Regions from separate parts of the Homo sapiens genome. Here region 2 is linked to region 1. A link is an interaction called in ENCODE POLR2A ChIA-PET data of the cell type or tissue named here. Cell type or tissue: MCF 10A. All regions are shown on one strand. Each heading gives the region's core, and the rest is flanking DNA. Links, peaks and the distances in the headings are about the cores only.

The links. Peaks named below come from ENCODE experiments on the same cell type or tissue, not always from the same donor. Only the 100,000 strongest peaks of a DNase experiment are listed, where the experiment ranks them.
Region 2: POLR2A ChIA-PET joins it to region 1 with 50 read pairs; 2 of 35 experiments call an interaction of 5 or more read pairs at or near these places.

What each region holds. Positions count from the first base shown.
Region 1 is chr3:31,105,093-31,108,015 of GRCh38, forward strand. No RefSeq gene overlaps it. Among named protein-coding and RNA genes, the nearest start is that of MIR466, 55 kb to the right of the region's middle. In MCF 10A, for the core only: no CTCF peak of the experiment used is centred there; DNase peaks (open chromatin) are centred at 529, 1,299 and 1,979.
Region 2 is chr3:31,041,664-31,044,586 of GRCh38, forward strand. No RefSeq gene overlaps it. Among named protein-coding and RNA genes, the nearest start is that of MIR466, 120 kb to the right of the region's middle. In MCF 10A, for the core only: no CTCF peak of the experiment used is centred there; DNase peaks (open chromatin) are centred at 1,668 and 1,968.

The DNA of each region.
Region 1 (2,923 bases), core at 261-2,760:
TGTGTTCCCAAGAAGACGCCATAATTATTTGCTCAAAACTAAAGCTAAAAGCCAAAACTAGTTTTCTATCCAGCCTGGTGGTTTAGCTACCTCCTGGCATACTGCCTTTTCATTCAGACTGACAATAATTATTCATCACTCAGCAAATATTGACCTTCACATAATAAAATCATTGTTATCATTTGACCCTACTAACTTCTAGTCCTTGTTCTTACAGATATTCTATTTTAATGTATTTGTAGTATTAGCATAGATAGTTTTAATCTACATTCTCATTCAACATTATACTACACTATCAATTAGAATTAGGAGTGATTCATACAAGGTAGAATTTTTTTCTTTTAAATGAGAGAAGTCTGGAGGTATGCAATTTAGAATGTTACGGTGGTTCACAGTCATCAAAGACTGAGGCTCTTCTTTTTCTCCTTCACCATCCTAGAGCTTAGCTTCCAGCCCAAAGATGCCTTATGACTCAAAGATGGCCACTGAAGTTGCGGTTTTCACATGTGTGAAGTTGGAAGCAAGAAGGAAGGAGGAAAGGGCAAAAGGAGTATATGTCTCAGCTGAGTCAGTTCCTTTTAATCAGATTTCTCAGAAATCTGATTCAGCATTTCATCCCACTGGCCAAAACTTAGTCACACTGACACACTTAGCAATTAAGAAATCTTAAAAATGTATTATTTTAGTTGAGGTTATTTGTTGCCTCAATAAAATTAGGATTGTGTTTTCATAGAATAAAGGAAAAATCAGTCAATCATTTTCACAAGAATGCTTCACAAGAAACCATGCCAAAACTCAGTGAATTACAACAGCAAGCATTTCTTTCTCATTTGTGTGTTTTAGATCAATCAGGGATCACAGATTGAGGATGGTGTCAGCTAGGCTGACTTTTTTTTTTTTTTGATAAGGGGTACAAGTGCAATTTTGTTACATGGATACATTGTGTAGTGGTGAAGTTTGTTTTCAGTGTATCTATCACCTGAATAATATACGTTGTACCCATTAAGTAATTTCTCATCATCCACCCCTCTCCGACCCCTTCACCCTTCTGAGTCTCCAGTGTCTACCACTCTACACTCTATGTCCATGGGTACACATTATTTAGCTCCCACTTACAAGTGAGAACATGCAGTCTTTGTCTTTCTGTTTCTGAGTTGTTTCACTTAAGATAATGGCCTCCAGTTCTACTCATGGCTGCAAAATACACGATTTCATTCTTTTTTATGTAGACTTGACTGCAGGCTAGGACTTCAATTCACTCTACTTCACCTGACTCATTCTTCTGGCACAAGAGGGCTCCCTGGGGCAAGTTCTTCCAGGATAATAGCAGATGTGCAGCGCAATAGAGCAAGCCCAGTCATGCTAGAATATTTCAAGCCTTGACACAATCTATGTCCAGTAAGATCTTATGTCCAAAGCAAACTATATGGACAATCCCAAGTTAGAAAGGCAAGGAAATGCATCTTGACCATGAGGAGACCACAGCAAAGGAGGTGAGGTATGCTTGCTGTGTACACCTCCTATAGGAGAGTGTTGGGATCAATAATTCTATCTGCCACAGTAAGCAGGCCATAATTTTCTATTATAACATTCTCTTTCTTCCCTCGCCTCTAACTACCTCCTGCCTATCTTGTTCTTCCCTGTATACAGTTCCAAGATGGATAGTTACTAAGCTGTAAAAACTCATAGGCCCACCCAAGACTGTCCCCATAACAAGCTTGATAATATTCTTGGAGAATCTGATATATGATCCCAAGAGTTAGGAGTGTGGAGGGAAGGGGAGAATAGTGCCTGATTCTGCCTGGAGAGGTCAAAAAGTAGGAACCTGCTGTGGGCTCTCACATTCACAAAGTGAAAAGAGAGGCTAGGGTGGAAGTGGGTCTGTACACTGCAGTCTAGTGAGGAAGCCTGCATATGTTCCATGGTACTATTAGATGCCTTGGAATAAAGCCAGCCTCCAGCTTTCTTGAAACCCCAGTGAGGGTTTCACTAAGAAAGAGAAACTGCAGAAGTATACCAAAAGCGAAAACAAGATAAGGGAAACTCACAAAAGATCAACAGAGTATGCATCACCTATGTCAGTGACTAGGGTGGTACAGTGAAGAGAATTACTATATTGCCTAACTCAAGGGATGCCAATCATATCACTGTCCTATGGAGTTAGCAATACACAATCTACGTGGCCTTAATCATAAGTCCTCACAGTGCATAGTGTATACATTTCTCTGAAATTCATCCTCTATTAATACAACAAAGACATACTTCCATATCAATAGGTTTGAACCTGTTTCTTAGGAGGTTATATAGTGCCCTATGGTATAGATTTACCAAAATATATATAATTCCTCCCTTAATAAAGAGCATTTATGTTGTTTCCTAACTTTATTGCTACAAACAATACTTCAAAAGATTCTTGTACATATATCTATTATTATGTCATACACAAAAATAAATTCTGATGAATAAAAACTTACAAATAAATGTAAAAGAAAAATAGAAAATATTAGAAAAATATAAGATCATGCTTTTATACTTTGGGATTTGGGTATCCTTAGTAAATGTAACACAAAATAATCCCCCGTATAGAACTTCTATATGGATAAACCTAATGCAGAGTTTAAAGACAAATATACTTGAAGCTAATCTTTGCAATGCATATTATAGACTAATGGCCAAAAGTACATTTTATTTAAATCGCTTCTACGAATTGATTTTTAAATGAATAAATCAATTTAAAAAATGAGCAAAGATGATTTGATAATTCACACAAGAAGAAATACAAATGGAAAACAAGACACTTGGTCCATTAGTGAATATGAAAATGCAAGTAAAAACAACAATAAAATATAACTTTTAACAAATTTTCAAAACTTAAAAGTATTGGTAATATATATTGTTGGTGGGAATTTTAATTTTAAAAATA
Region 2 (2,923 bases), core at 240-2,739, 63 kb before region 1:
AGCTGGAAAAGACTGTTTCCTGCATTCAGACCACAGGAGCCAGCCTCATTTCTGCCCTGTCATTTGAAACAATTCCTATTATTTCTGTCCTGACTTTGCCTAACTGCCCCTCCCTTGGCACTCGTAATACTTTAATGCTACAGGTGGCTAATGCAGTCACTTGGCTCAGCAGCAACAACTCAATATTTGAAGAAGTAAATTATAACAGCTCCCTAACTGGCCTCCTCATATTCCCTCACCTCCCTTCACATCTGTTATTAGCCCAGCAGCCAGAGTTGTCTTTTTAAAAACATAAATAAAATTATGTCACTCCCTATCCTTGCAAAAAACCGTTTTAAGAGACAGTTCAAAATAAGTTATGCATCCTTGTCCAAGCACAGGCCCTTGCCTACCTTCCAACTCTCATTATGGACTATCTCAGTCTCTATCTTGTTGTCACATTGGTCTGTTTCTCTAAGGCACCATGCTGTCCCCCACCCAAGGGCCTTTGCTCATGCTATATCATTAGCTTAGTACTTGCTCCCTTTACTGGTTAGCTTTTACTTGGCCTTTAGGTCTCTGAGCTAGATAGTCTCCATTTCACCTAGATCCACCCTCTACCTTCACCTCCCTATTCTCTATCTCAGAGGGATAATCTCTATGATCTACATCAATGGTCGTCTTTGCCCTCTAGCTCTGTAAGGATATTGAATGGAGAAAACAGAGTGAAACCAGAGCATTTATTTTCCTGGATCACTCTTCGTGAAAATCAACTCTGCAACTGTCAAGGATGCTTTATTGGTCAACAATTGCTGTGAAACAATCACAAAGTCTCCATGGCATATAGCAATAAGTATCCATTTCTTAGATGTCTTCGGGTCATTTGGAAGGTGGGGGGTGGTGCTGATCTAGGCTGTCTTACATGGGCATCAAGAGAGTAACCCAATAACACAAGTACTTCCGGTAGTTTAATTGTCTGTCTCTCTTACTAAACTGTTAACTCCATGTTTGTTTTGCTCATCTTTACTTTCCTATTGAGACAGCCAGGAGGGAGGGGATCCCCAGAGAAACTCCAGCCAGCCTGCACACTGGGAGAGAGCCTTAGGAAGTTCATGCCGTTTGCAGCAGGGAGGAGCGTGGCCCCTCCTCTTCCTGTGTGGAAACTGGGATTCAAATGACCAGGCGGGCAGTGTTCTAGCAGGGACTCTAGCCTTGTGAGAGTCCCTGTTTCCTCCTTTTCTTCCTTTTCACCCAATAAAACCCTGCTTTACCCACCCTTCAAACCATCTATGAGCCTAAATTTTTATGGCCATGGGACGGACAAGGACCCCATCTTTAGCCAAACTAAAGTCCTGCAACATTTGTGGCACCCAATATGGGGCCTGAGAAGTGGTGAGTGAAATGGGGACTCAAAACCTCTCACTGTTGCTCCTAAGCATTTTCATCCTTGGACTTCTGAGGGTGGAGGAAACATGTCCCTACCCCCTCATCACTCTTGTGCCTTTTCATGGACTTTTCCTTCATTTTTCAGGATGGATCAGAGAGCAACATCTACCCTCCACCCTCCCCTCCCTGACGGGGCTGGGACACATAGCCCAAGGTGCCACCAGCTACTGGCTGACATTTTCTACCACACATCCACAGAGTCTCCTCCTCCCCACACCAGGGGGAGGCCAGCTCTGACTCACAGCCATTAAACTTGTGTCTATGGTGGAGAAACCACTTGCGTAAGAGTAAGAGGTTCTTCCCCAGGCATTTTTAAACTGTTTCTTTTCTTTCCCCTTCTCTACCCTATCAGCAAGTTAACTTTTAAAGTTTTTTTTTTTCTTTTAGAAACATTTTTTACTAGGGCAGGCTCCAGAATTATCACTTTTTGTGTTTTCTGCAAAGTTTTGGTTGTGAAATGGAGTCTCCACCTTGTTTTACATCCTGAGGGCATGGCTTTGTTTAGTAATCCTGCCTTAGGGAATAAGTTTCTTTCTGGTTTGGCATCTGCATGTTCTTCTAGCCCTGTCTCTTCTAGCCCCACCCAGTGACTGGGTTTTCTTCTGCCTGTGTGTGTACTATGTGTGATGTCTGTAAAAAGAGCTCTAGTTAATTTGGCCTAAAGAAAGATAAGCGCTTGGATCAAACATTTTTTAAGGGAAGTTAAAAGCTGTGGTACCTTTCAGTTCACATGAGTTTCATCTTTGAGAAATGAAAGCAGACTTAAATATTATTGGTAAAATGCAGGTGTCATTAAGATGTAAATAGGTGGGCTAAATAATGAAGGTCAGATGCAAGATTTGCTAAGTGTTTTAAAATTATAAACTGCTTTTTGAGTTTTAAGAACTATTTGACTTGCTGGCTTCACAACTGGTAAGGCCTGAGGAGGACATAAGGAACTAACCACACCCTTAATTATGCTGGGAGTCAAACTTTGCCTGCACCTAGATATAATTATAGCAACTTACCAGGTTTCCCCTTAAAAGTTAAGAATTGCTAGGAGTTACCATTATAACATGTAATTGAGACTACCTGAAATAGATTTACATGGAAGATGTGGAAGAACAGTAAAATGTTTTTTCTTTTTTGTAAAAGTTTATAAGAAGGTATGGAAATGTTAACTTTGGCCTAGGGTTAAAGGATTGTTTTAAATTAGGAAAAAGCTGAAGGTTCAAAGAAGTGGTAGAAGAATTCTAGAAATTAATCTTGCAAAAGAGGTTCTCTGTGTGAACATATTGACTAAATTCCTAAAAGGATATTATATGGTTTTTCTGTAAATTTAACATTGAAATAAAAGAATAATAAGGTTTTCCTAAGGGGCTAATCTGTTCTTTGGCAAAATTTCTAAAGGGTTATAAAAGCTTTTTGCTTCTTTAAAATTTCTGAGTCATTTTGGCAAAATAAATAACTTATGGTAACCTGGAATTCTATTTCATAACATCAAGTGTTTTAAACCCCG